7 separate regions of the Homo sapiens genome follow, and all the other regions are linked to region 5. Evidence: chromatin contacts called from ENCODE Hi-C or POLR2A ChIA-PET data. All regions are on one chromosome and are shown on one strand. Each heading gives the region's core, a stretch centred on a gene start or an enhancer-like site at or near the end of the contact. The rest is flanking DNA. Distances are from core to core; before and after follow the strand shown. Region 1 holds the start of ZNF426 (zinc finger protein 426). Region 2 holds the start of SNAPC2 (small nuclear RNA activating complex polypeptide 2). Region 3 holds the start of TIMM44 (translocase of inner mitochondrial membrane 44). Region 4 holds the start of ELAVL1 (ELAV like RNA binding protein 1). Region 5 holds the start of MBD3L1 (methyl-CpG binding domain protein 3 like 1). Region 6 holds the start of ZNF121 (zinc finger protein 121). Region 7 holds the start of MAP2K7 (mitogen-activated protein kinase kinase 7).

Region 1 (3,606 bases), core at 771-3,270, 710 kb before region 5:
AAAGGAGGATTCAAAGGACAAGAAAGAAACAAGAAAGATTTGGGATGAGTCACATTGGGAGCAAAGACTAGGGACGGACCAATGTGTAAAGAATGCCTGGATGTCAGGCATCTCAGACCATTTGCCCATTTTATGACAAAAATTATCTAGATCTTGTAGGATGGAGAAATCAAAAGTGCCATTTTCTGGCCATTTAGAACCATTGTCAAGTTTGTACTGGGGCCAAGTGGTGTTGCAGAAGAAAATAAGGTATTTAGGTTTTAGGTCAGGTGTGAGTTGAATAGGTTTTAAGTTCTTGAGAACACAGGCTAAGGGAGAAGAACAGGGAATGGAGGGCAGAAGATTGCCCATAGTGAAGGAGGTAAGTTTAAAGAGAAAGGTAGAGACATGGAGAAGGCAGTGGAGTGGGGTGGGGGTGAGCAGCCCTGGGCTGTAATGTGGGTAAGCAGCCAAAGCAGGCAGCCCTGCAATTGACTTGCCACCAAGGGAATGTGGGTGAATGATCAAGGCAGGCATCCCCACAGTGATCAGACACCAATGGAATGTAGGTGAATAATCAGGCAGGTATCCCTACAGTGATTAGCCACCAAGGAAAGACTGTCTTCCTGAGTCCGTGACTGGAGCTGGAGTTTTGGGTCCACAGATAAAATGTGTCTCCTTTGTCTCTACTGGAGAGGAAAAAGAACTGGAATTGGAAGGACAGAGAGATGGAAGGGTAGTGAGAGAGGCTGGAGAAGAGAGTGAAGAGACTGCTTACCCAATTTGAAATTGGTGAGATGTTCCTTGGGCTAGTCTGAGGACCCGAGGTAGTAGGTGGAGCTCCTCACGGAGTGAGGGTGAGGACGGGGCCAGTCTCCCAAGGGAGTCCCCCTGTCCCAGGTTTCGGAACCAAATGTTACACACATCCATGTGAAGAGACCACCAATAGGCTTTGTGTTAGCAACAAGGCTGTTTATTCACTTGGGTGCAAGTGGGCTGAGTCCGAGAAAGGGGTCAGCAAAGGGAGATAGGGGTGGGGCAGTTTTATAGGATTTGGGTAGGTAGTGGAAAGTTAAAGGTGGTTATCTTTTGCTGGCAGGGCCGGGGGTCACAAGGTGCTCGGTGGGGAACTCCTGAGACTCGTCCAGAAGAAGAATGTCACAAGGTCAAGAGATCAGTTGGGGTGGGGCAGCAACAAATCACAATGGTGGAACGTCATCAGTTAAGGCAGGAACTGGCTGTTTCACTTCTTTTGTGGTTCTTCAGTTGCTCCAGGCCATCTGGATGTATACGTGCAGGTGACAGGGTTTATGATGATTTAACTTGGGCTCAGAGGCCTGACAAGTAGTTCAAGACCAGCCTGGCCAGCATGGCAAAACCCTGCCTCTACTAAAAATACAAAAATTAGCAGGGTGTGGCAGCATGCACCTGTAATTCCAGCTACTTGGGAGGATGAGGCAGGAGAATCGCTTGAACCTGGGAGGTGGAGGTTGCAGTGAGCTGAGATGGCTCCACTGAACTCCAGCCTTGGTGACAGAGTGAGATTTTGTCTCAAAAAAAAAGAAAAGATGTTTTAAAGCAAGGCAGAAAACCTAGAAATTATTTTTAAAAACAATTCTTTTAGCTGCATAGAAAATGTTTTTTACATCAAATGTTGAAATAGTAACAGAGCAAAAGACGTAGTTACCTATTTTCTACATGCATAACACATTGGCTCCTTCCCCTATGGCCGCCCTGCTGCGGCCTCGCCCACAGGCCTGGCTATAACTTCAACCTTTTCCTCTGGGCCTGGACCCACATTCCTCCCCGCCCCCTGCCCGTAGCCCTGCCCACAGGCTTGGCTCTAACCTCGACCTTGCCTTCTGGACCCATTTCTGCCTGCAGCCCCCACGCTGAGCCCACCCCAAGGTCCTCCGCAGCCAAGCAGATGGAAAGTAGAATTTTTCTGCCTCGAGGAGGTATTACACGGCAGAAACCCTAGTCCCGAAACCCCGCCTGGCCCGAGGCGGAGAGCGTAAATGACGTCAGCGGTGCGCCGTTCCTTTTGTGACGCCGGCTGTGAGCGCCTGAGAGTCTTTTTGCCTTTCAGAGTTAAGGCCTCACTGGCCTGGGTGAGTTCCGAGGAGATGAACTGGTTTTGGGGTGAAGGACGGGTTTGGCCCGGACGTTAGAGAGGCCTGGCCCGCTCTGCTCGTGTCTGCTGGGCCCGCTAGCGTCCGCTCGGACCGTCGCTCCTCGGGAGGAGTCGGGTTTATAGTTACGGTGTCCGCAGGGTGTTTTCATCTGTGCGCCCCTCTCCAAAGGCCTCCAAAGCAGCGTTTGTGAATTTTTTTCCGGCAGGAAAATAATTGCTGCCTTTTGCATCCGCGTTGGCTCCGTCCCCAGGATCTTCCCGGTTCAGGGACCTGGCGATTTCTGAGTGTTCCGGTGAGCACTGGGTGAAAGTTGGTTCTAGGGGGCCTTTTCTGTCTTCTCTTATGCAAACGAATGTTTCATCTGTAAGTTTGGTTTCGTCTTATTGTGTTGTGTTTTATTTTTGACCATTACTTTCATGGCGAAAGATAAAGATGCTTTTTAGGTTTATAGGGTGTGCGTATTTGTGTATGTGAATATAAACGTTTGTAGACCGCAAGTCTTTCTGCTAAAGAATACTAAGAATAATAATTCATTATCTTCGAATGGAGTTCCTAGGCCTGTACATCCCAAGAGAGCTTCTTAATCAGACCTCCAGAGGGAAAGGATGAAGGCTTTATTATTCTAGTATCACAATAATCAAATTTACAATGAACAGGATGGTTGGATTAAGGAGTTTGAAACCAGCCTGGCTAAGATGGTGAAACCCCGTCTCTACTAAAAATAGAAAAAAAATTAGCCGAGCGTGGTGGTGGGGTCTTGGAATCTCAGCTATTTGGGAGACTAAGGCAGGAGAATCACTTGAACCCAGGAGGCGGACGTTGCAGTGAGCTGAGATCGTGCCACTGCACTCCAGCCTGGGAGACAGAGTGAGCCTCCGTCTCAAAAGAAAAAAAAGAGAAACGAAGGATGTGTGCATTTTAAGCTACATTGATTGTATATCAATGAAAAAAAAAAAAAGCTGGCTGGGTACAGTGGCTCACACCTGTGATCCCAGCACTTTGAGAGGCTGAGGCAGGAAGATCTCTTGAGCCCAGGAGTTTAAGACCAGCCTGGGCAACATAGCAAGACTCCATCTCTCCAAAAAAAAAAAAAAAAAAAGAGTTAAATATTCTATACAGATGCCACCAAACTGAATATTTGTGGGCCTAGTCAGCCCTAGGACCCCTAGTTTGAGACCCCTGGGAGTAGGTGTGATCTATACCAGGAGTCCAGAACTGTGGTTTTTGTGACTTTAGGGTTTTAGTCTTATTGGTAGAAGGAGGCCTATAGAGTTTTTGTGAATTTGGTTCATGGATAATGAACTGCGGAACTTTCACTGTTTATCATCATTTGACTCCCATTCTGTAGGTGATTGTTTGAGCCACTGTTTCATGTTTGATTAATTAATGATTGTCATTATTATTATTATTATTTTTTTTTTGAGACAGAGTCTTGCTCTGTCACCTAGGCTGGAGTGCAGTGGTGTGATCTCAGCTCCCTGCAACTTCCATT
Region 2 (3,819 bases), core at 1,177-3,676, 910 kb after region 5:
CACCTGGCAGGGGTGGCTGCCCGACCCAGAAGCTCCAGGGGCACCAGGAACGGGTTCAGGGGACAGATCCCAGCTGCTTGCCAAGGCGATTTCAGTTCGCTGTGCTCGGCCTTCTCGGTGGCTGGGGGGGTCTCCTCTGGTGCCTTGGAGCCAGCCCCATCCCCTTCTGCTGCAGGCCCCAGGCTCCCTCCAGCGGGAATGGGCTGGGGGGCTGTCAGGCGTAGGTACGTCTCCGTCATATGCTCAACCAGGGCTGTGCAGGGCAGGAGTGGCAGCTCCTCTGGAAGTGACATGAGCAGGTCGAGGACCACAGCGGACTCTAGTGATGGATGGAGGAGAGGGGTAAGGGGACACCCCTGCCTGCTGCCAGGGACCCTTGATCCCTCTGCTCCTGCCCCCTCCCTCACCCTTCTCACCAGCTGCTGAGAGCTCGGGGCTGCGGCCACTTCGGGAGACAGAGGACAAGTACTTGTAGATCTTCTCAAAGTCCACAGCAAAGTCTTCTTCAGTGGAGGGACCAGCCGACGACTCAGAAGGTTTCTCAGGGGCAGGGTCAGGAGTCCTGGGTGCGGAGCTAGGTGCAGCAGGGGCAGAGCTAGGTATTTCAGGGGCGGGGTCTTCCTGTCCTCCAGGGGCGCTCAGGAGCAAAGGCTTTCCACGGGCCTGCGTGGGCTTGGGGGGCTTGGAGTGCAGGAGGGTGACCGGTTCCGTGGCCGCGATGGTGAGCACCTGGCAGGCAGAACAATCAGGGAGGAAGAGGAGCTGGGAAGTCTTCTCACCGTCTACACATTCCCCCATCCTCCCTGCCACCCTAAGATGCTCCTCAGACAAGAGATGGCCTCAGAGCCAGGGACACTGAGGCTCGAGGTGTCCAGTGACTGACGGAGTCCACAGAGCTGGCAAAAGGGCCCAGGACCCAGGTTCACATGATTTGGCCCATGTGACCCTGTCCTCTGGGACACCCTGACCTGCCTGGGGGAATGGCGGTACCTGCGAGAAAGCCACTGCCAGGGCTTCTTCCAGTGGCCCTGTTATCTTCTCAGCCAGATCCGTCCAGACCTGAGTGAAGCCAGAGGTACAGGGTCAGCCCAGGGATCAGCCTGCAATGGCCCCCCAAGCCCTGCTCCTCCTGGGGATCCCCTAATCAGGTTATCCCCCGCAACTCCCACCTACCCACCAGGGACCTGCCCTGGACAGCCTCACCCTGTTCATCTGCCTCACCTCTATGGGGGCTGGGGGCTGTGCCTCCCGGCGCCTTGGTCCCTGAAGGCCACCCGGATGCACTTTCTGAATGGCCTCCCGGGCTACGCGGCCCTTGAGCTGCTGGAGGAAGACCCGGATCTAGAAAGGAAAGAGGCGGCGGAATGAGGCTTCTATGAGCTCAGGGCTGCAGCAGAGAAGCCAAAGCCCAATCCCTTGTATGCTCTGGGCCCCGCTACTGCGCCTTAGTCTCCTGCTGGCCCGGTGTTAGGAGTCCCAGTGACTGCCAAGGCCCCTACCCCACCCAGAGCGTGACCAGCTACCTAAGGAAGTTGTAAGGCCCAGGCCAGTTCCGGCTCCTTCACGCAGCCAGGGCCCAACCCTATGCTGACTACTACCCCGTTCAACTCCCTTCTTCGTCCCCTCTTCTCTATTCCCTCTCACTTCAAGCTCGTATCCTGTCCAACAGCATGCGTTGCTTTTCGCCCGGACTCGGCAGCATCTTACTCCCAGTTCATTCCGCCCGTTTAGCCCTCGCCTCACCCACGCATTACCCCGAGGCTCGCCCCGCCTTTAAAGCTTGCCCTCATCCCGCCCACGCCCCTCCCACGCCTTACTCCCAAAACGGCCCCGCCCTTAAGTCTTGCTATTAACCCGCCCACGCCCCGCCCCCAGGCTCGTCCTGCCCCTCAAACTCACCCACCCACTCTCCAAACCTCAGCGGCACGCACGCCCCGCCCCCGGCATCGCCCCGCCCCTCCGCTTCACTTATGCCCCGCCCACGTCTAGCTCCCAAGCTCGCCCCGCCCCTAGGTCTTCTCTTCCCGTCCACGCCCCGCCCCTCACCCCGCCCAGGCTCACCCACTAACGCCCCGCCACTCAGCCCCACGCCACGCCCCCGCTCGCTTACATTCCTGGCCCCGCCCCGCTGGCTCCTGCCGCAGCCCCGCCCACTCTCCGCCCCACCCCAGCCCCGCCTCCAGCCTGGCTCCGGTCCCGAGAACCGCATCTCACCTCAGCCTCGCTCCGGCCCCGCAGCTCCCGGGCCAGCTCGGTGGCGTCCGGCTCCGGCTGGCCCTGCCGCGCCTGCAGGAGTCGCACTAGCTGCCGCTTCTCGCGAGCGCTCCAGGTCGCGGGACCGGTCACCTCGCCCAGATAGCGCGCCGGGGCCGCTCGCCGCCTGGGAGGTGGCTTCATGCCGCTCAGAAAGAGGCAGGCGCTGTAAGGTCGCTTCTCCGATGGGCGGAGCTACGGGGGCCGCCGAGGTCAGAAAGAACCGCGCGGAGGCGGACGCGCGTGGGGGCGTGGCTTCGCGTTTGGAGGCCCGGGGAACCGCCCCAATGGAAGTGAAGGGGAGATCGGCACCGGAACTGGGGCGGGGCGAAGGAGACCCTCAGCCTGCACTTTATCTCATTCATGAAGTGGAGACGACACCTTGGATCCCATGCCCTCCCTCTGTTGCTGGACTAACTCATGAAGCTACTACTGTGTGCTTTGCTTCTCGCAGAGGGGTGGGTTCTGGCCGAAAGGTCAAGTCCGAAGATCCAGTCGGTCAAGAGCCTGGGCTCTGGGGTCAGACAGGCCTGGGGACTTTGGGCAAGTGATTTAGCCTTGCCGAGCCTCAGTTTCCTCCTCTGTAGACTGGGGCTGATAGTCCCACTCTTGTCTGTGTAAGGTAGAGTGGAGCTCGGGCAGGAGGGATTTAAGGAGCTCTAGACTAGACTGACAATCTAAGAGGAGGGCGAAGTCCAGACCAGGAGGGAACTGGAGCAGAGGCAGAAGGTCGAAGCGGAGCTAGGGCAGGGTCCGGGCGGGGGTAATGGAGAGCGGAGAAGGCCTGGCTTGAGAAAGATCGCAGGAGGCAGATGGGCAGGTGTCCGGGTAAGGAGAGGAGGGAGGGGGAAGGTTTATTTTAAACTTACGCTTGTGGGGTTGGGTGCCGCTTTTTTTTTTTTTTTAGACAGATTTTTGCTCTTGTTGCCCAGGCTGCAGTGCAATGGCGCGATCTCGGCTCACTGCAACCTCTGCCTCCTGGGTTCAAGCGATTCTCCTGCCTCAGCCTCCCCAGCAGCTGGGATTATAAGCACGCGCCACTACGCCCTGCTAATTCTTTTTTTGTTACTTTTTTTAGTAGGGACGGGGTTTCACCATGTCGGCCACGCTGGTCTGGAACTCCTGACCTCAAGTGATCCACCCACCTCGGCCTCCCAATGTGCTGGGATTACAGGCGGGAGCCACCGCGCCCGGCCGGGTGTCGCTTTCTGTTTGAGACAAAACGCCCTACAGTCTCCCATGGCCTGGGAGTGCACACGGGTATATGGGCATATGGGCCCCGTCCCCAGGCTCCACCCCTGTAAGTCACGATTTCTCAGGAATACCCCCCAAGTCCTGCTCCCAGCTTTCTCCCCAAGCCTCCCCACCTATCCCCCACCCCGCACGTTGCGCGCTCACTGACTGCACCAGAACTTAGCCGGTCAGTCCAGAGGTTTATTTTGAGCACAGGTGGGAGGGACAGGGGGAGGAGAGAAGCGCAGGGGTCGTGGCCTCATCAGGTCCGAGGTCCAGGGAGGCGGGTCCGGTCCTGTTGGTCCTGGTCCCGAATTGGTAGCTGGGTGTATC
Region 3 (3,798 bases), core at 446-2,945, 890 kb after region 5:
ACTTTATCTTTGGGTCTTTGACATGCTTATATGACACACTGCCTCTGAGTGTCCAATGCTGTAGTTTTCTTTCTTTCCTTTCTCTCTCTCTCTTTCTTTCTTCTTCTTTTTTTTTGACACAAGGTCTCTCTCTGTTGCCCAGGTAGTGTAGTGTAGTGTAGTGTAGTGTAGTGGCACGATCACGGCTCACTACAGCCTTAACTTCCCGGGCCTCAACGATCCTCCCATCTCAGCCTCCTGAGTAGCTGGGACTACAAGCACATGCTACCACGCCAAGCTAATGTTTTGTATTTGTTGTAAAGAAGAGGTCTTCACTATGTTGCCCAGGCTGGTCTCAAACTCTTGGGCTGGAGAGATCCTCCCGCCTCAGTGTCCCAAAGTGCTGGGATTATAGGCATGAGCCACCGCGCCCGGCCAAACTCCGTACTTTCAACCACAACTAAGAATCCATATTTCTAGCCCAGACCTTATTCTTAGCAACACACCTGTGTACACCAACCGCTTAACTAGTTTGCTCCTCTTGGCATCAAGACATCTCGAACAAAGCCAGAGTGGAAGCCCTCATCTCTTACCCCCACCTTGAGGGGGAGCTCCTGAGATGGAGAACACAAGTCTATCCATCGCAGAAGCCAGGAATGCATGCTCTCCGGGGCCAAGCTGCCTCCCTTTGAAATAATGAAGTCCCATAAACCCATATCACAGGTTAGTAATGCAAAAAGACCGGGTGCGGTAGCTCACGCCTGTAATCCCAGTGACTCAGAGGCTGAGGCAGGAGGATCGCTTGAGCTTGGGAATTGGAGGCTGCAGTGAGCTAGATTACGACACTGCACTCTAGCCTGGGTGACAGAGCAAGCCTCTGGCTCTATAAAAAAAAAAAAGGATCCAATAAGACAAACAGCAACAGCAACATACATTAGCTCTCCCAGGGGACCAACCCTCCTCCTCATACCCGGATTGCATGGCCATGTTAAAATACCGCCACCTGGTGGCGGCATTCTTCGAATGGAAAATAGCATCTGGGGTGCTGAAATGACAAAGGCCTGAGCGTCTTCAGATCAGAGTGTCAGTTCACACTGAATCGAAGTAGGACTGGACCACAGTCAGCCCGCTCTCAGCTTCCTCTTCTTATTCGGGGTCAAAACCAACAGGCGTCTTCCCAAAGCGCCGCACAAGAGTGGGCTCCTTCGCTTTCTCGGAGCGACTCACTTGCTGGTCTCTCAGCCATTGTCAATCAATCAGTCATTGCAGGGGCAGCCATAGACAATTACTCTGGAGCTGGTCCGCCGGTCAATCAGAATCCAATCGAATCCGTCCTTGTGGTCGGTGGATCCACGTGCCTGTACCACCTGCCACCAGCGCCCGGCGCGTTCTGTAGCCGAATCACCGCAAGTGACGGAATACACGCCCCTGGGCTCCGCCCCCTCGTAGTCGCGCCCAATCACAGATCTGACCCTCCCAGGAGTGCCCTCCCCCGGGCCACATCCAGTCACGGGCCCCGTCCTTCCAAAACACTGCCCTATCAGAGGTCAAGCTCTCTAGGCATTCCCTACCCTTTTAATGCCCCGCCCTATGACGGACCCAATCGGAGGGCTCTCCCTACCCGAAACCCCGCTCCTGGAGCGGCTTTTCTCAGGCTTGCGCGGCTCTAGGCCGAAGCGGCGGATGACGCAACCGGGCCGCGCCGCGAGAAGGTCACACGATTCTCCAACATGGCGGCGGCGGCCCTGCGGAGTGGCTGGTGCCGCTGTCCACGGGTGAGCGGCGGTGCGGCGCTGGCAGGGCGAGCTTAGGGGTCTTCTGGGCCTTCGGCCACCAAGGCTTTCTTCTCAGACCCTTGGCCTTCGCGACCCTTGCTTGGGCTCCTTAGAAAGCTTGGGGTTAGATCTTTGGGTAGCAGAGGCCAGGACAGGGGGCACAGAGCGTGGCCTGAGGGCGGGGACCGAGCTTACCGGGCAGGGGGCGGCGATGCGCGGGACCTGGGAGGGAGCTGATCACCCTTCGCCCTCTGATCAGACTCCACGTATACAGGAGAGAGAATGGTAGCCGGGGCGGCGGCGTCCCGTGGAAAAAAGTAGAGGGGAAGGCAAAAAAACGTGAAATTCACAGCTCGCGGTTAAATGCCAAGTTCTCTACCGAGAGCATTTCTTGTCTCGTTTCTTCTAACGTTCATTGTGGATGTGCGAGAGGTGGTTCGCGCCCTAGCAGGCTCTTGGGTCCACAGGGCAGTGGCAGTCAAGACGTGTAAGGCGCACTCAGAAAGTAGTACTTCATATTGCTCGTGCTCTTCGTTTTTTCTTTTTTCTCTTTTTTTTTTTTTTTTGAGACAGAGTTTCGCTCTTGTCGCCCAGTCTGGAGTGCAATGGCGCGATCTCGGCTCACTGCAACTTCTGCCTCCTTCTGCCTCCGGGTTCAAGCGATTCTCCTGCCTCAGCCTCAGGTGGATCACCTGAGGTCAGGAGTTCGAGATCCACTGGCCCACATGGTGAAATCCCATCTCTACTAAAACCCCATCTGTACTAAAAATACAAAAAAATTAGCCGGGCATGGTGGCGCGCTCCTGTAATCCCAACTACTTGGGAGGCTGAGGCAGGAGAATCACTTGAACCCGGCAGGCGGAGATTGCAGTGAGCCGAGATCCTGCCACTTTACTCCAGCCTGGGCAACAGAGGGAGACTCCGTCTCAAAAAAAAAAAAAAAAGTTATCCTCAAGTAAATACAGGAGATAGTAGGCACCTGTGTAAGTTTGGGATGTTGCATAGGGTTCTCAGAGGTAGGAGGCAGAGAACAGAGAGAAAAACGGCCCAGGAAATGTGGAAATGGTGGAGAAGTTGTACCTGGTCTTTTGACATCAACACGCCAGGTTCTGTGCTGGGTGACAGGGTGCCGAGCTGAACAGGACCTGCACAGAGCTTTTTTTTTTTCCCCCAATTTTTTATGGAGGCAGGGTCTAGCTATGTTGCCCAGGCTGGTCTCAAACTCCTGAGCTCAAACGATCCTTCCGCCTCAGCCTCCCAAAGTATCGGGATTACAGGCATGAGCCACCAGCTCAGTGCCTGCACAGAACTTAAGGCAAGATCTCGGCTCACTGCACCCTCCACCTCCCGGGTTTAAGCAATACTACAGGTGTGTGGGACTACAGGTGTGTGCCACCACGCCCGGCTAATTTTTGTATTTTTGGTAGAGACGGGATTTCACCATGTTGGCCAGGCTGATCTCGAACTCCTGACCGGGTGATCCTCCCACCTCAGCCTCCCAACGTGTTGGGATTACTGGCGTGAGCCACCGCGCCCAGCCAGCAAGTGCCTTTTACATGAGATCAGCCCAGTCTTTGCCCAGAGCGACTCCCCTAAATTACTCTGTTTATAGCTCAACCCTTGAGGAGGACATTGTAGGTTTATTCCAGAGTTGTCCCTGGGGCAACACATTATCGATGTTTGTGTCTGAAAAATCCAGTTCTCTCATCTTTGGAGGCTGGCAGAAATGGGGTGGGCTCGCAAGAGAAGACTGCTTGCCACTAGCATAGAAGCTTAGAGTGCCTACTTTCAGACTAAGGGATTAAATTGTACATTTAGCCTTCTTCCCCCCATGGGTTGGCATTTCCTGGGACCTGTCCGTTTTCCCCCAGTTTCAGGGGCACGAGGATAGATGTAGGCCCTGGAGGTACAGACACAGCATTTTCTCTTTCCACCAGCTTCTGCTTGCTTCTCAGACTTTGGGAAGATTACAGAGTGCCCGGCATGCATCAGGCATAAGATACAAATTGGCCAGTGAGGCCAGGTGCAGTGGCTCATGCCTGTA
Region 4 (3,951 bases), core at 31-2,530, 830 kb after region 5:
TGAGGCTGCAGTTAGCTGTGATCATACCACCGCACTCCAAATTGGGTGACAGAGTGAGATCCTGTCTCAAAAAAAAAAAAAAAAAAAGAAAAACAAAATTGTAGGCCAGGCGCAGTGGCTCAAGCCTGTAATCCCAGCACTTTGGGAGGCTGAGGCGGGCAGATCACGAGGTCAAGAGATACAGATCATCATGGCCAACACGGTGAAACCCCGTCTCTACTAAAAATACAAAAATTAGCTGGTTGTGGTGGCGCAGCGCCTGTAGGCCCAACTACTTAGGAGGCTGAGGCAGGAGAATCGCTTGAACCTGGGAAGCGGAGGTTGCAGTGAGCGGAGATCACGCCACTGCACTCCAGCCTGGCGACAGAGCGAGTCTCCGTCTCAAATAAATAAATAAATAAATAAAAATAAAAAGACTATTATTTTCAGATCATAAAAAAAAAAAAGAAAAAATTAGGCAGAGTGCAGGCATGCCTGTAATCCCAGCTCTTTGGGAGGCGGAGGCAGGAGAATCGCTTGAGTCCAGGAGTTCGAGACCAGCCTGGGCAACAGAACCAGAGCCCATCTTTACATAAAAAAAAATTAAACATGTAGCTTGCATGTATTTCTACTAGGGCATTCTAGGCCAGCGCTGGTTTAGAATGTTAGCCCAATAAGACCAGGTATTTTTTTTCTGCTCACTGCCCATACAGTGATTGACACACAGTAGGCGCTCAATGACATTTTAATGAATGAATGAGATGCTGAGCCTTCGGGAACTGGCTTGCTCAAAGAGCCAGCACCGATGAAGCGCTGACCACGTTCCATGCCCCGCCTCCTCAGCGCACCAGAGAAGGAAACTGAGGCCCGGCAAGGTGACGTCAGCTCCTGCCCAACGGCACGTAGTGCGGAAACGTCGGGGCCGGGATTCGAACCCAGGTTCTGTACCCGTAACCCCGGCGCGCTGACCTTTCCTACCTTACCGGGCGGCGGCAGGACAGACAGGTGCGGGACACACGGCGAGCGCTCAACCAGAGGCGCCGCTCCTCAGCCACCGCCTTCCGTCAGCCTCCGAGGGCCGGAACCCAGTTCGCCCCCTCCGCGGCCATCGCTGGCTGCCCGCGTCTCCGCCGGCCGCGGAGCACTTCGCAGGCGGCGCCGACCGGAAGTCCCGCCTCTCCCGCGCGCCCCGGAGCGCCGCGACAGCTACGCCGGCCAATGAGCAGCGCGCCGTGGCGGACGTCGGCCAATGGGCTCGCGCGCGGGGGGGGCGTGTCCGGGCCGCGGGCCGGAGCGGGTCGTGCGCGCTGAGGAGGAGCCGCTGCCGCCGTCGCCGTCGCCGCCACCGCCGCCACCGCTACCGAGGCCGAGCGGAGCCGTTAGCGCCGCGCCGCCGCCGCCTCCCGCCCGCCCCGGAGCAGCCCCGGGCCCGCCCGCCCGCATCCAGGTGAGGCGGTGGGGGGCCTTCGGCGGCGCCCGACGGGGTAGGCCGCGGCAGGCCTGAGCTCGCCTGGCCTGGCCGCGGGGCGCCCGCGGGCCTGCACCGGCCGAGGCCCAGGCCGCGCCGGACCGGGGGAGGGGACGCGCGCTGGGGCCGCGGCGGGCGGGTCGGGGCGGGCCGGTGTGGGCGCCGGCTACAGGCCCCGGGGCCGGATTCCTCTGGCGCCTCGAGGGACGGGCGAGGGGGATACGGCGTGGGCATGCGCCGGGGGGCCGGGCTGCACGGCCGGGGGCCCCGGTCGCCTTGGAAGCCCGGGCTCCGGGGGCGGGAGAGTGGGGCCAGCTACGGGGGAGCGCCGGGAACGCTTTGAGCGCGCAGAGGTCACGGCCCACGGGCTTGCTCCCCCGGGAAATCCCACAGATTCTTTTGTGGTCGTTGTCAGAGCACCGCGGCCGGTGCGAGGTCCTTTGAGAAGTGTGCAAACCCTTCAGTAGATACACGGGAGTCCTGGGGGAAAAAAAAAATCTAAACTGCATCTTTTTTTGAGCGCCATCTCTAACAAAGCTGTTTGTGGGGCGTGGGACGTTAGGATTTGTAAAATATGTGTGTGTGCCTGTTGGAAACACAAGCTGCACACAGTTGAACAATGGGGGATGGATGCCCTTCCTTCCTTTTCCGGTGCTCTGGGCTGCGGGGCTTGTTAAAATGGGTTTTGGTCCCTACTGTGTGCAGGGCAGGTGGAGAAGAACTTCTGCACAACTTCTGCATGGGCTTCCCGTGGTGGGACTGAGCCCCCTTGCTAGAAAGTGTTCATCTAAGATCCGGATGGCCAGAAATGGGAAGATGAGGAGAATGATCTGTCTAGAGCAGGGTTTCTCGACGTTGGCCCTACTGATGTTTGGGGTCAGATAGTTTTTGGTTGTGGTGGTAGTGGGGGCTTCCCTGTGCAATGTAGGAAGTTGAGCCGTATTCCTGGCCTCTACCCACTAGATGCCAGCAGTATCCCCATGCTCCAAGTCGTGAGGATCAAAAGTATCTCCAAACATTGCCAGATGGCTCGGGTTGCGGGGGAGGGGTCTCTTCCACTCTCACACGCACAGGTGAGAACCATTACTGAACTAAATGCTCTTCCTCCAAAAGTTCTAATGCCCTGGGAGATGCTCCCAAGACCTCGAACAAGCTTGACTCTGTTGAGCCTTAGTTTTCTTATCTATAAAATGGGAAGGACAAAAGTGTGGTGCAAATTGAAGAGGGTGGAAATCCCGTTGCGTTGTGCGTGGTCTGTGCCTGGTAGGCACTGAATAAATGATGTTGTACATAGCCACCAGTATTTATTGAGGATTTACTATGTGCTTGACACTTTGTGGACGTTTGTCTGCAGTCCTTGAGGCAGGTGATGTTATAATTTCCATTAATTTCCATTTTAGAGATGAAGAAACTGAGGCTTAGATGGGTCACTTGATGTGACCAGTCTCATGCACTAAAGTGGCTGCGCCAGGGTTTGAACTCGGGCCCTCTGATTCAAAACCCTTACTCTTAACCACTCGATTGTACTGCTCCTATAATCACAAGGCTCCAGGGCACTCCAGTTGTCATCGAATATTTTCTGTGTGCAAAGTTCTGTGCTGGGATCTATTATCAAATTCTGCAACTTCGAGGCCCACAAAGAGGTTGAGATACACGAACGTCTCAAATGTGGAAGGAAATAATACTGTTTATGTTGATGCATTGGTTTTGAGCAGACAGAGTTTCAGTCTGGATGTGTTGAGTCTGAGATCATGGTGCTATTTCTTTTTTTTTTTTTTTTTTGAGACGGAGTCTCACTCTGCCGCCCAGGCTGGAGTGCAGTGGTGCGATCTCGGCTCACTGCAAGCTCCGCCTCCCGGGTTCACGCCATTCTTCTGCCTCAGCCTCCCGAGTAGCTGGGACTACAGGCGCCGGCTACCACGCCCGACTAATTTTTTGTACTTTTAGTAGAGACGGGGTTTCACCGTGTTAGCCAGGATGGTCTCGATCTCCTGACCTTGTGATCCGCCCGCCTCGGCCTCCCAAAGTGCTGGGATTACAGGCGTGAGCCACCGCGCCCGGACCATGGTGCTATTTCTTTTTTTTTTTTTTTCTTTTTCTTTTTTTTTTTTTTTTTTTGAGACAGTTTCACCCTTGTTGCCCAGGCTGGAGTGCAGTTGTGCCATCTCAGCTCACTGCAACCTCAGCCTCCCAAGTAGCTGGGATTACAGGCAGCCGCCACCACGTCCAGCTAATTTTTTGCATTTTTAGTAGAGGTGGGATTTCGCCTTGTTGAGCAGGCTGGTCTCGAACTCCTGACCTCAGGTGATCCACCCGCCTTGGCCTCCTAAAGTCCTGGGATTACAGGTGTGAGCCACCGCGCCCAGCCCATGGTGCTATTTCAAGTAAAAGAAATGAGAGAATTATGAAAAAACTTTATGAAAATTTCTTGCCTCTCTCACTCTCCGCTTCCCATCTCTTCCCTCTTTCCACACTCCAGCAGGAGTTCTGTTCTGTAAATGCAC
Region 5 (4,069 bases), core at 1,489-3,988:
GTGCCACAGCACTCCAGCCTAGGTGACAGAAGGAGACTCCACCTCAAAAAGAAAAAAAAAAAAAAACTCTTTGTTCACTTTTAATTGGGTATCTTTTTATTGCTGAGTCGCAAGCCTTTATATATTTTGAATACAAGTCATGTATCAGATAAATCATTTGTAAATGTCTTCACCCAGTCCATGTTTGTCTTTTTTCTTGATGGTGTCCTTTGAAGCATCAATGTTTTTTAATGTTAAGTCCAATTTATATATTTTTTCTTTCGCCACCTGTTTTTGATGTCATATCTAAGAAACAATTGCCTAACCCAAGATCACAAAGTTTGACACCTATGTTTTCTTCCAAGAAGTTTATAGTTTTAGCTCTTACCTTTAGGTCTATGATCTATTTTGAGCTCACTTTTGTACATGGTGTGAAGTAGAGGTCCAATTTCATTCTCTGTTTTTTGTTTGTTTCTTGGTTGGTTGGTTTTTTTTTTGTTTTTTTTTGGTTTTGGTTTGTTTTTTTTTTTTGATGGAGTCTCGCTCTGTTCTCAGGCTGGAGTGCAGTGGGGTGATCTCGGCTCACTGCAATCTCCACCTCCTGGGTTCAAACGATTCTTCTGCCTCAGTCTCCCGAGTAGCTGGGACTATAGGCGCCCGCCACCACGCCCAGCTAATTTTGGTATTTTTAGTAGAGACGGGGTTTCACCATGTTAGCCAGGATGGTCTCGATATCTTGACCTCGTGATCTGCCTGCCTCAGCCTCCCAAAGTGCTGGGGTTACAGGCGTGAGCCACCACGCCCAGCCCAATTTCATTCTTTTGTATATTGGCATCTAGTTGTCCCAGCACAATTTGTTGAAGAGAACAGTCTTTCCACAGTGAACTTTCCTAGTATATTGAATTTTGAACTTGTTCATTTTTGCTTAAACTTCCTTCAGCCACCTGAAAATGGATATTTTTGGGAAGCAGAGATCTAACTATTTTTTTCTGAAAGGACGGGTGCATGAAACAATATCATTCATTGAAAGTATTTCTTCCTGGCTGATTTTAAATGTTACCACTCTCTTACATAAAATTTTTTCCCTTTGCACTTACCAGTATCTTTTTTTGTTTATGGTTTTTGGTTTTTGTTTTGTTTTGTTTTTTGAGATGGAGTCTTGCTCGTCACCCGGGCTGGAGTGCACCGGCTGCAATCTCGGCTCACTTCAACCTCCACCTCCCGAGTTCAAGCTATTCTCCTGCCTCAGCCTCCCAAGTACCTGGGATTACAAGGCATCCGCCACCACGCCCGGCTAATTTTGTATTTTTAGTAGAGACGGGGTTTCACCATGTTGGCAGGCTGGTCTCGAACTCCTGACCTCAGGTGATCTGCCTGCCTCGGCCTCCCAAAGTGTTGGGATTACAAGCGTAAGCCACCAGGTCCAACCAGCACTTAGTGGTATCTAACGCACCAACCCACCATGTATTCTATTTATCACATTCACTGTCCATTTCTCCTGCCCAACTCACAACTAAAATGCACGTTCTCTGAGGGCAAGGACGTTTACCTATTTTGTTCAGTCTATATCCATGGTGTATAAAACAGAGACTTGTTGGGGGGGAGGTAATAGCATTTATTCCATGAATATGACTACGGCATACACACATACACACACATACATGTCCACACTATATCTGGAAAGATAGAGGAGAAAATTATTTTTGCCTCTGAGCAAAAGAACTGAAAGACCGTGGTGGGAGAATATTTGACTGACTTTGTACCATTCTTAAGTTTTCCTATATGTGTATCTATGACCCAGTCCTCTCCTGCTCCCCTAAACTCTTAGTGTTAAATCACTATGTTCTGCCTTGGGAAAGCAAGTTATAGACAAATGTGCATACATAATCTGATCCTATTGGGTTGTATGAACATGGGGCAGTAACTGTATCAACAATCTAGGGATCCAAGGAAGGCCCTACCCCTGAATCTGATCTCCCACAATCCTGGCTCCTGGGCCTATCCCAACCCACCCACATCATACACCCTTTTATTCATACCCAGATCCCTGCCCCTGGAACTGGTCTCCACCCACTGCCCCCTCCCCAGGCCTGGTGCAGCCCACAGTCCCGCCCCCAGAACTGGTCTCCGCCCACAGTCAGCCCCGCCCCCAGGCTTGCTGCCACCCCATAGCTCCGCCCCTAGAACTGCTCTCTGCCAATCACCACTGCCCTCCAAGACCGGTACACCCACAGCCTAGTCCCCGCCCTCCGCCCGGCCCGGAGCTTATCTCCGCCCACAGCCAGCCCCAACCTCCAGGGCTGTCACAACCACAGCCTGGTTCCCGCTCAGCCCCGCCCCGGAAATGGAGGTCTCCACCCCTGTAACTGGTCTCTGCTCAGTCATCCCCGCTCTAGAAGCCTTATACCATCCGCCCCGAGAACTGGGCCCCACCCACAGCCCCGACCCTGGAACTGGTCTCTGCCCAATCAGCCTCGCCCTCCAGGCCTGGTACGGCCTCAGCCGGTTCCCCGCCTTCAGCCCCGCCCCGGAACTGATCTCCGCCCACAACCAGCCCCGCCCCCAGGCCTCGTGCGGCTCACAGCCTGGCCCCGCCCCCAGGGCCAACCTTACCCCCGCTACTGCCCCAGGCCAGGGCCCAACTTTGTGCCCACTAAGCAAACTAGAACACCTCTGCCCAAGGCTGGGGTTCGCGGCCGCCGCTCCCGCCCGCCGCGCCTGTCGCCTAAGCGCCGAACCCCCAACACGCTCGACTCTGCGAGGCTGCCCGCGCGAGCCGGAAGGGGACGTGCAGCGCACCTCTCCCCAGACCGGAAGCGGAAGCGCGGGGCGGTACCGTGGGAGGGGCCGCGCGTGGGGCAGCGGGGAGCGAGTCCCTCCGTCCCCGCGAGTCGGCGCTTTTGGCCCCGCGGGAGGGGCCGGGCTCGGTGAGCGACTGGCGGGGGCTCGGGTCCGAGTCCAGGGGGCGACGTGGGCCGCGGACACCGCCAGCCACGGGCCCTGCGTCCCTCCAGGGAGCCGTGTTTCGGTTCATGAGGCCTCGGGCTGTGAGCTTAGGTCAGCACGAAGCTGCTGCTTGCTCCTGGGTCGGGGCCCCGCGCCGCTGTTGCCTCCTCAGGGAACCCCAGTCGCCCTCACCCGGGGCGATTCCGCACCCCAGGGGACTTTTGGCTGTAGCTGGAGACGACTGTGGTTTTCACAAATTGTGGGGAGGGGAGGCTGCTACTGTCACCTAGAGGGTGGAGGCCGGGGAAGAGGGACGCTGCTTGCTCTTAAAGATCCTACGTTGTACAGGACAGTCCCCCACAACAAAGAATTATCAGTAGTGCCAGGTTGGGAAACCCTGCTCTAGGGCCTTAAAAAAAAAATCTCTGCAGTTCTGAATAAACTACATAAATTGTTAAAAATTCAGTTTAGTCACTTAATAGGGCCTCTAAGTGACAAGATATTTTTAAAGCCTGTGGAGTCACCATAGAATCTCTCTCCAGCGTAGTAAGTTGAGCAAGTCAAATGCACACAGCGTTAAGCTGCTTTCTCCCCTCTTACGGAGCAGATGGCCAGATGGGAATCAGGTAAAGCCAGTCATGGCCCACAGGCTGGGCCCTTATTACACATTTAATCATTGAGTACCCAAAAAAAGTGAATGGGATGGTGTTTCCGGCAGCCGTATCCAACAACTGTACAACCTATACAAAGCCTCGAAAGAAATCTTTGTGTCTTTTTTTTTTTTTCAGATGAGAAAAGCATCATTCAAGCTCAGATTCGTGTTGAAGCCTGCCACAAGGTCCACCTGTTGTTGTGGGTTTTTGGGTGACCAGGTGAGTACAGTGTGGAACCTACAACAAGGTTTCAGCAGGCTCTGCTGTGTAGAAGAACTCCTCGTGGGCTTTTCCTGTGCTGGGGTTGTAACCACATTGAAGTCACTAAGAGTGAAGGTATCTTAAGGAAAGTTCAAGGTAAAAAGACAGAGGTGTTTATGGTTACATGTGTGTAAATAAGTAAATACAGTTACATGCAAATAAGTATCCACAAAACAAACATACAAATAACGTAAAGATGTGTAACTGTAGCTAAAGACAGATTTTCTGGT
Region 6 (3,935 bases), core at 584-3,083, 750 kb before region 5:
ATGTTCTTGGGTCTGTTTTTAGATATTTTATTAGTCTGTTTCTGCTTCATGTGCTAGTACCACATAGTTTTAATTATAGAGGCTTTATAGTATGTCTTATTTATTTTTATTTTAATATAATTTAATTATTTGCCTTGTGTGAAAACTGTTAATAGTATGTTTTAACATCTGCTGCTCATCATTGCTTTTGTTTTTGTTTTCTTGGTTATTATCAGATATTTATTCTTCCACATAAACTTTAGTATCAACGTACCTAACTCCAGAAAAAACTTTTAATATTTTTACTGGGATTATGTTACATTTCTGAATAAACCTGGGGAGAATGTCTGGTGTCAGTGCTATTTTACAATGTAGGAAATGTGGTCCTGGCCCATGTGGGAAGATCAGAAAAATAACAATAGAAATACATGTTTTTGGCCAGGCGTGGTGGCTCACATCTGTAATCCCAGCACTTTGGAAAGGTGAGGCAGGCGGATCATGAGGTCAGGAGTTCGAGACCAACTGGGCCAATATGGTGAAACCCTGTCTTTACTAAAAATACAAAAATTAGCCGGGCATGGCGGCGCCTGCCTGTAATCTCTGCTACTCAGGAGGCTGAGAGAGAAGAATCGCTTGAACCCGGGAGGCAGAGGTTGCAGTGAGCAAGATCGTGCCACTGCACTCCAGCCTGGGCAACAGAGCTAGACTCCATCTCAAAACAAAAACAAAAACATATTTAAAATTTTTTTTAAACAGAGACGGGGTCTTGCTGTATTGCCCAGGCTGGTCTCAAACTCCTGGCCTCAAACGATCCCTTGGCCTCCCAAATTGCTGGGATTATAGGCATAAGCCACCATACCCAGCCAGAAATACATACTTGATGAAGACAAAAAAAAATCAAGATTTACAGAAAATATTATTATATTGAAAACGTGGCCGGGTGCGGTGGCTCATGTCTATAATTCCAGCACTTTGGGAAGCTGAGGGAGACAGATCATTGGAGGTCAGGAGTTCGAGATCAGTCTGGCCATCATGGTGAAACTCTTCTCTACTAAAAGTACAAAAATTAGCTGGGCGTGGAGGCAGACATCTGTAATCCCAGCTACTCGGGAGGTTGAGGCAGGAGAATCACTTGAACCCGGGGGGCAGAGGTTACAGTGAGCCGAGGTCATGCCACTGCACTCCAGCCTGGGCAACAGAGTGAGATCTGTCTCAAAAAAAAATAAAAAATGAAAAAGAAAAACGAAAAAAGAAAACGCAATGGAACCAGCAGGTTCTAAAAAATAAAGAATGAAGAAATAAAGGCCTACAGAAAGCCTGACTGAATAGAAGAGATAGACCATGCCATTCACTGGCAGCTTTATCCATATGGAAGAATCATGGAAAGGCTCTAGGAACATGAGATGTATACAAACAAGCTTTATATATATGTATACACACATATATATTTTAATAAAGGATGTTGCTATTTTGCCCACGCTGGTCTTGAACTCTTGGACTCAAGCTATCCACCTGCCTTAGCCTCCCAAAGTGTTGGACTTACAGGCCTTAGCCACTGTGCCCACCTGGGAAAAGCTCTGCAGGAGCATCCCCTGGGGTGCGTCCCATCCCCCACGCCCGCCCTTCCAGCAGGTCCGGCCACCTGAACCGCCGGCTAGCCGGGTCCCACCTCTAAACCGCCCCCAAGTAAGGGCCTGTCCGCGCCCACCCGGGAAGAAACTACAATTTCTGTGTTTGACTGGGTCCTATGTGGCTGAAACTCGAACCCAGGAGCCCCGCCCGGCCCGAGGCTCGGAGCGGAAGTGACGTCAGCGCACAATCGCCATCTTTTCCGGCGCTGGCTCCGCATGGTCAGTGCCATTTCGCCTTTATCGTGGTGGAGTCCACCCTGGCTGTGGTGAGTTCCGCCTGCTTGGGGATCCCGGAGATAGCGGGGGGCGGCAAAGGAACGATTGGGTGCTGTCGCCCAGGAGCCTCTCCGATCCGCCTCGTTTCACTCTCTTCTCCAGGGGCTGTCGGTCCTCCTTGCGCGGCCAGTGGCTAGAGGCCGCAGGCTCAGTGGGTCCCAGTCAGGAGCCAGGTCGGGAAGTGTGTTTGTCCCGACTCCGCGCGTTTTCTGGAGTGGTTTCATCCGCTGTGCTCCCTTCTTCAAAAGCTTGGAAAGCAACCTTTGTGAGTTTCTTTCTTTCTGAAAGTAAAAGGATTTCTGCCGTTCCAGTCAGGTTGGCTCCGGCCCCGCATTTCCGCGCCTCAGGAACCTGGCGTTTCCGGCATGTTCCTGGTGAACACCTGCAGAAAATTGGTTTCAAGAGGGCTCTGACTTCCATTTCTTTGCTTAAAAATGTCTCGTCTGAGAATCTGGCATTGATGTCCTATTCTTATTTTTGACACATTACTTTCTGATGGAAAAAAAATAGTCGTTTAGGGTGTGCCTATATCTGCATGTAAATATGAACACGTGTAGACTGTGAGCCTTTAGTTTCTTATTTTATTTTCTTGGACTTAATGTTTTTTGTTGTTACCAGCTACAAGCCTTTCTACAAAAGAAAGGCAGGCTGGGCGCGCTGGCTCACGCCTGTAGTCCCAGCCATTTGGGAGGTCGAGGCGGGCAGATCACCTGAGGTCAGGAGTTCGAGACCAGCCTGGCCAACATGGTGAAACCCTGTCTCTACTAAAAATACAAAAAATTAGCCAGGCGCGATGGCGGGCGCCTGTAGTCCCAGCTACTCGGGAGGCTGAGGCAGGAGAATGGCGTGAACCCGGGAGGCGGAGCTTGCAGTGAGCCGAGATCGCGCCACTGCACTCCAGCCTGGGCAAAAGAGGGAGACTCCGTCTCACACACACAAAAAAAAAAAAAAAAAAAAAAAAGCCAGGCTTGGTGGCAGTCCCCTGTAATCCTAGCTACTTGGGAGGCTGAGGCAGGAGGATTGCTTGAACCTGAGAGGCCGAGGTTGCAGTGAGCCGAGATCTGCCACTGCACTCCAGCCTGGGCGATGAGAGCGAAACTCCGTCTCAAAAAAGAAAGAAAGGCAATAATACACAGCTGTTGTCTTTATCTGAAGTTCCTAGGTCTGTACCCCCCCACAGAGCTTCAAAACGGGCCCACAGGAAGAAAGGATGGAGGCTTTTGTTTGTTTTTTTCAGACGGAGTCTTGCTCTGTCGCCCAGGCTGGAGTGCAGTGGCGCGATCTCAGCTCACTGCAACCTCCACCTCCTGGGTTCAAGTGATTCTCCTGCCTCAGCCTCCGAGTAGCAGGGACAACAGGCATGGGGACCATGCCCAGCTAATTTTTTTTTTTTGTATTTTTAGTGGAGACAGGGTTTCACCATGCTCGCCAGGCTGGTCTCGAACTCCTGACCTTGTAATCCGCCTGACGGCCTCCCAAAGAGCTGGGATTACAGGCGTGAGCCTCCGCTCCTGGCCAGGATGGAGGCTTTATAATCAGAATATTATTCTAGTATTAGTGTAATAAAGTAGTATCTATTGAATTTATTAACAGCATGTTTAGACTAAGTGTAGTTTTGACATTTTTTTCTGAAAAATTTGATCCTAGGGAAAACTTGAACATCTAACACACCCAGTCTAGTAGTTTTTTTTTTTTTTTTTTTGAGACAGAGTCTCGCTCTGCTACCCGGGTCGGGGTGCAGAGGTGCGATCTCGGCTCACTGCAACCTCTGCCTCCCAGGTTCAAGTAATTCTCCTGCCTCCCTAGCATTAGGTGCGTCCATGTGAAGAGACCACCAAACAGGCTTTGTATGAGCAATAAAGCTTTTAATCACCTGGGTGCAGGCAGACTGAGTTCAGAAAAGGAGTCAGCAAAGGGAGATAGGGGTCGGGCAGTTTTATAGGATTTGGGTAGATAGTGGAAAATTACAGTTAAAGGAGGTTGTTCTCTTGCGGGCAGGGGCGGGGATCACAAGGTGCTCAGTGGGGAGCTCCTGAGATTCATTGTCCA
Region 7 (3,802 bases), core at 1,153-3,652, 930 kb after region 5:
CAGGGCTGGTATGGAACCCGGGGGGTGCTATGTGTTCACCTAGTTGTTGAGAGAGATCCATAGGCACAGGCCACCCACCCACCAGGCCCAACTTTCTCGTTCTCTCAGTTACACACACACAGGCGTGCACCCCCCCCACCCCCGGAGGCCACAGACTCCCATTCAGTGGGGGAGCCCACCTCCTCCTCCAGGGAGTCCAAAGTGGAGCTGGGAGTAAGGGAGGGGGAGGAGGAGGGAGGACGCAGAGGAGGCTGGGCTGGGCTGACCGCTGCTTGAGTGGAGTGAGAGAGAAAGTGAGAGTGAGGGGAAGGGACATGGGGACACACACAGAGCATGGGGGCTGGGGGACGCCATTCTGCGGCCGGGGCAGCGGTTAGGTCAATGGTGCAGATGTCCAAGCAGCGATGATAAAAAGGCTGGTACCTGCTCGTTGGGACGGGGCAGGAGCAGGGCTTAGAGTGATCACAATAACTGGATGGGGAAAAGGAAGAAAAAAACAACACCACGATAAATCACAACAGAAACGACTGATTCGTCCAAAAGAAAAGAAATCAAATCATAAACGAGGAGGAGGGGGAGGCACCGAACTGCAGAGATGGCTAGGAACCGACAGAGATGGGGAGGGCGGGGAGGATGGGATGGAGTTGACACAGACAGAGACGCCTGGAGGGGACTCCTCGGGGGCCTGCCTGCCACCGGCCTCCTAGCTCTGCATGGGAACGGCCACCCCTGAAGGCACCCGGGATCCTGGACTCAACCCTGTCTCATCCACTCAGGGGCCAGGGAGGGCGGCCCCCAGGGGCTAGCAGGGACCCGTGTCTTGGCTGGGCTTCTTGTCTCAGGCAGTGTCCTGCACCAGAATCCCCACCTCCATGATTTCTCTGGACCCCCAAGAGACTCCCCAAGGAGGAACCCACGCTGACTCAGGTCAGGAGAGGGAGGGACAGGAGGGTGTCAGGCTGTGAAGGTCAGGCTGGGTGACCAGGGAATGGGTGGGGTGCCCAGATACGGGGGTACCTTTCTCGCCTGCCATAATGACTCCATAGAGAGAACTAAATAAACTACGAAGGTCACATCAGAGGAGACAAGAGAGAATTTTACTGGGTCAAGAAAGACACAAAAAGGATCATGGGTCAGGGGTGGTGTTCACAGGGTTTGAAAATCTAATTTCCTCCAGCCCAGAGGATTTAGAGACCAGGATCTTGGGGAAAAAGCCGGGAGACTAGATATGGTCAGTGTTCCCAGGCCAGGTGTGTGTGAAGCGAGAGGTACTGATCTAGGATGACAAGGTGTCAGGGAGGTAGGTACCGAGGTGGTGGGACTGATCAGAAAGCAGGTGGATGTATGCTGGGGCGCGGCGGGAGCAGGCCTAGAGTCACACTGGCCCCAGGTGTCCCCAGGTCAGGTGGGTGTGGGTGTGAAGGGAAGGGGAGCCATCACTTGAACACAGGTGACAAAGTCACCGGGCTGGCTGGGGGTCGATGTGCATTTCTGGAGGTCAGACACCACACGCTCACCAAGATGGTGGCAGTGAAACTGGTCACAGGGATTTGCGGGGCCTGGTGTATGTGGGAGGGGGTCTGCTGAGCCCAATGCCATGGTCACTGTCGCCAAGAGGGGGAGAAGGGACCCCCTCCCGTCCCCCCACCTCAGACACGGTCACAGGGAGAGCGAGAGGGAGAATCCTCGGGTCAGAAGAGATGGGGAGGGGCTCTATGTGGTCAAGTAACCTCAGGTGTCCCCGAGCCAGGCGTGCGCGTGTGCGTAGATCGTCGCTGCACGGGGCTGACAAGCCCCCAGGCCGGGGGAGGGGGGCGCCAGACAGTCCCTGAGATGACGAGAGTGGTAGCATCAGGTCAACAGGGACGTGTCTGTGTTTTCGGGGCGACCTGGATGTGGTCACTGTCGCGTGGAGTCGGGGAAGCCCGACCCAGAGGATCACGGCGATGGGGGCGGGTCATCAGCTGGGGGCCTCGCCTGGGTCCGGGAACTGGGCTCCCAAGCCCTGAGGGTGCGAACCCCCCGGAGCTCGCCGGCTCCACGCCCCCCGGGTCACCGTGACCCTCGCCCCGCGAGCCCGCAGCGGGGGGGGCGGAGAGGAGAGCGAGCGCCCCGGAAGCGGGGGCGGGGCCTTGTGGTGGGGGCGGGGCCTCCCGCGGCGCGCGCCCCGCCCCGCCCGCCCGCCCCCTCCCCCACGCCGCCGTGCTTACTGGGCCTGGGCCGCTGGGGGCTGATATCCAGGTTGAGGTCGATCCTCCGCCGGGCCTCCCGGTTCTCCTGCTTCAGCTTTGCTTCCAGGCGGGACAGCTTCTGTTCCAGGGAGGACGCCGCCATCTTCCCCGCCGCCACCGCCGCCGCGCACCGCCCGGCCGCCCGTCAGTCCGGCAGACAAACACCGCACTGCGCCTGCGCCCGGATGACCCCGTCGAGCCGCCGTCTCGCCCCGCACCGCGCATGCCCGCGGCGCGCACCCGCCCTTCTCCGCGTGCGAACCTCCGCGCGTGCGTGCTTCGGCTCAGCCCGAAGGATGACGCCACCTAGAGCTCGAGGCAGGCAACGTGCAACCCCCGCCTTCGTCGCCACCACCACCGTAGTGCGCATGCGCCAATTCCCGATCGCTCCTGAGAGAGGCGCTGCGAGGAAACACCATTCTTCTGAGGACGGTGGGCGGGGAAAACGGCGCGCATGCTTAGCGAGGCGAAGCCGTGTTCGCCCGCGTGGCTTTTGCGCATGCGCATTCCTGGAACCTCGTTCCCAAAGCGGCAGTCGATCCCTGGTCTCCACGGCGGTGCAGCCTCAGCCTCCTCGCTTTTCACGGTCGGCTTGGGCGTCCCTTCGGAATGCCTTCCTCACTGATGGTGCTTTATTAGGATTCCTCTTGTGCTTAATTACCTCCTAGCCTCCTGCTGGCAGCGGGGTGCCGCCTCCTCACCGTAATTAGGCTCCGTCGAGAGCCCTTTCCCTTCTTGCCAGCCCCAGCAGGCTCAGAGTTGGCCGAAGCCAGGGGGGAGGGGACGGCCATGGGAACCCAGCGGTGTGACCCCTGCCCTCGGCGACGGGGCCAAGGTCAAGGCCAGAGTTGTTGGCCAGACCCACATAGAACCTCAAGACACCCCCCTTATCTCTCTCGCACCCGGAACGTGAGCCCAGCGCCTGGACGTGGAGAATTCCTATCTGAGGAGGGGCGCTGGGGTTAGGTGCCAGTGCTTGGGCCCCCGGCAGCCTAAACCACTCCTTTAAGTGGTCCGACGGGTGCTGGGGAAATGTCCCATCTGGAACCCAGGGATCCCCCCAAGAGCGGCTTCCCTCTGCTCTTAGATGCGAGAAGGAAGTTCTGATTTTGCGGACACCCGGGAGGTGGCCAGGGCCAGGCAGACTCTGCCAAGTGCCCTTCCAGCTTCTGGTCCAACGAGGGAACACTTTGGGATGAGAGTTACCGGCTTGTCGGAACTCCTCTGGTGACGATTTGTGGGTGGAGCACACACAAGTGTAGAGTTATAGCTGAGGTCTTTACCTTTCCGTCTTCCAGGCAGCCTTCTGTGCCTCTGCTCTGAGAACATGAGACTCATCCTTGATTCTGGCACACGGGTGTTACTTGGTCACATGAAATAAAAGGTTACGGGCATGGTGGTTCACGCCTGTAATCCCAGCACTTTGGGAGGCCGAGGCGGATGGATCACGAAGTCAGGAGAGGACCAGCCTGGCCAAGATGGTGAAACCCCGTGTCTACTAGAAATACGAAAATTAGCCGGGCATGGTGGCAGGCGCCTGTAATTCCAGCTACTTGGGAGGCTGAGGCAGA

The links. Hi-C counts contacts between places; a loop is a spot of excess contacts on that map. ChIA-PET counts read pairs that join two places held with the same protein, here RNA polymerase II (POLR2A). Pooled maps may share reads with other maps.
Region 1: a map of CD4-positive, alpha-beta T cell shows a loop between it and region 5 (6-fold over the local background). The contact joins the promoter of ZNF426 here to the promoter of MBD3L1 in region 5. A Hi-C loop is called at or near these places in 1 of 168 maps with a recorded cell type or tissue (CD4-positive, alpha-beta T cell), 3 of 37 single-sample maps with no recorded cell type and 14 of 50 pooled maps.
Region 2: a loop to region 5 is called in a map of sigmoid colon, with 5 times the contacts of the local background. The contact joins the promoter of SNAPC2 here to the promoter of MBD3L1 in region 5. A Hi-C loop is called at or near these places in 1 of 168 maps with a recorded cell type or tissue (sigmoid colon), 1 of 37 single-sample maps with no recorded cell type and 11 of 50 pooled maps. POLR2A ChIA-PET finds 5 or more read pairs at or near these places in 1 of 52 experiments (HEK293).
Region 3: a loop to region 5 is called in a map of CD4-positive, alpha-beta T cell, with 16 times the contacts of the local background. The contact joins the promoter of TIMM44 here to the promoter of MBD3L1 in region 5. A Hi-C loop is called at or near these places in 2 of 168 maps with a recorded cell type or tissue (CD4-positive, alpha-beta T cell and gastrocnemius medialis) and 8 of 50 pooled maps.
Region 4: a map of psoas muscle shows a loop between it and region 5 (11-fold over the local background). The contact joins the promoter of ELAVL1 here to the promoter of MBD3L1 in region 5. A Hi-C loop is called at or near these places in 1 of 168 maps with a recorded cell type or tissue (psoas muscle) and 11 of 50 pooled maps. POLR2A ChIA-PET finds 5 or more read pairs at or near these places in 1 of 52 experiments (K562).
Region 6: a map of PC-3 shows a loop between it and region 5 (18-fold over the local background). The contact joins the promoter of ZNF121 here to the promoter of MBD3L1 in region 5. A Hi-C loop is called at or near these places in 1 of 168 maps with a recorded cell type or tissue (PC-3), 2 of 37 single-sample maps with no recorded cell type and 12 of 50 pooled maps.
Region 7: a loop to region 5 is called in a map of psoas muscle, with 12 times the contacts of the local background. The contact joins the promoter of MAP2K7 here to the promoter of MBD3L1 in region 5. A Hi-C loop is called at or near these places in 1 of 168 maps with a recorded cell type or tissue (psoas muscle) and 5 of 50 pooled maps. POLR2A ChIA-PET finds 5 or more read pairs at or near these places in 1 of 52 experiments (K562).

Annotation. Positions count from the first base shown.
Region 1 is chr19:9,537,059-9,540,664 of GRCh38, reverse strand. It overlaps ZNF426 (zinc finger protein 426), which reads left to right and starts at 2,020. Exons shown (of 8, transcript NM_024106.3): 1 at 2,020-2,090; 2 at 2,320-2,406. It overlaps ZNF426-DT (ZNF426 divergent transcript), which reads right to left and starts at 1,999. Exons shown (of 2, transcript NR_134921.1): 1 at 1,667-1,999; 2 at 935-1,259. RefSeq lists enhancers at 1-998, 1,653-1,722, 1,923-1,972, 1,979-2,714.
Region 2 is chr19:7,918,945-7,922,763 of GRCh38, reverse strand. It overlaps SNAPC2 (small nuclear RNA activating complex polypeptide 2), which reads right to left and starts at 2,426. Exons shown (of 5, transcript NM_003083.4): 1 at 2,215-2,426; 2 at 1,222-1,341; 3 at 991-1,059; 4 at 417-729; 5 at 1-319. The coding sequence starts at 2,397. It overlaps TGFBR3L (transforming growth factor beta receptor 3 like), which reads right to left. Exons shown (of 7, transcript NM_001419781.1): 7 at 3,667-3,819. RefSeq lists enhancers at 596-1,198, 2,899-3,398 and silencers at 1,867-2,066, 2,147-2,376.
Region 3 is chr19:7,941,563-7,945,360 of GRCh38, reverse strand. It overlaps TIMM44 (translocase of inner mitochondrial membrane 44), which reads left to right and starts at 1,695. Exons shown (of 13, transcript NM_006351.4): 1 at 1,695-1,754. The coding sequence starts at 1,710. RefSeq lists enhancers at 501-1,043, 1,044-1,587, 1,592-1,961, 1,588-2,130, 2,131-2,674 and a silencer at 1,492-1,561.
Region 4 is chr19:8,002,970-8,006,920 of GRCh38, reverse strand. ELAVL1 (ELAV like RNA binding protein 1) reads left to right here and starts at 1,280. Exons shown (of 6, transcript NM_001419.3): 1 at 1,280-1,426. It overlaps LOC105372266 (a long non-coding RNA gene), which reads right to left and starts at 1,108. Exons shown (of 4, transcript XR_936302.2): 1 at 963-1,108. RefSeq lists silencers at 905-1,394, 1,625-1,824, 1,855-1,904.
Region 5 is chr19:8,831,046-8,835,114 of GRCh38, reverse strand. MBD3L1 (methyl-CpG binding domain protein 3 like 1) reads right to left here and starts at 2,738. Exons shown (of 3, transcript NM_001393532.1): 1 at 2,593-2,738. ZNF558 (zinc finger protein 558) reads left to right here and starts at 2,811. Exons shown (of 10, transcript NM_144693.3): 1 at 2,811-2,906; 2 at 3,714-3,797. RefSeq lists silencers at 2,002-2,261, 2,762-3,031.
Region 6 is chr19:9,582,402-9,586,336 of GRCh38, reverse strand. ZNF121 (zinc finger protein 121) reads left to right here and starts at 1,833. Exons shown (of 4, transcript NM_001008727.5): 1 at 1,833-1,876. RefSeq lists enhancers at 1,443-2,254, 3,069-3,881, 3,882-3,935.
Region 7 is chr19:7,902,477-7,906,278 of GRCh38, reverse strand. MAP2K7 (mitogen-activated protein kinase kinase 7) reads right to left here and starts at 2,402. Exons shown (of 11, transcript NM_145185.4): 1 at 2,211-2,402. The coding sequence starts at 2,334. LOC124904630 (a long non-coding RNA gene) reads left to right here and starts at 2,765. Exons shown (of 2, transcript XR_007067121.1): 1 at 2,765-2,858; 2 at 3,530-3,802. RefSeq lists enhancers at 1,360-1,899, 2,548-3,125 and a silencer at 1,841-2,190.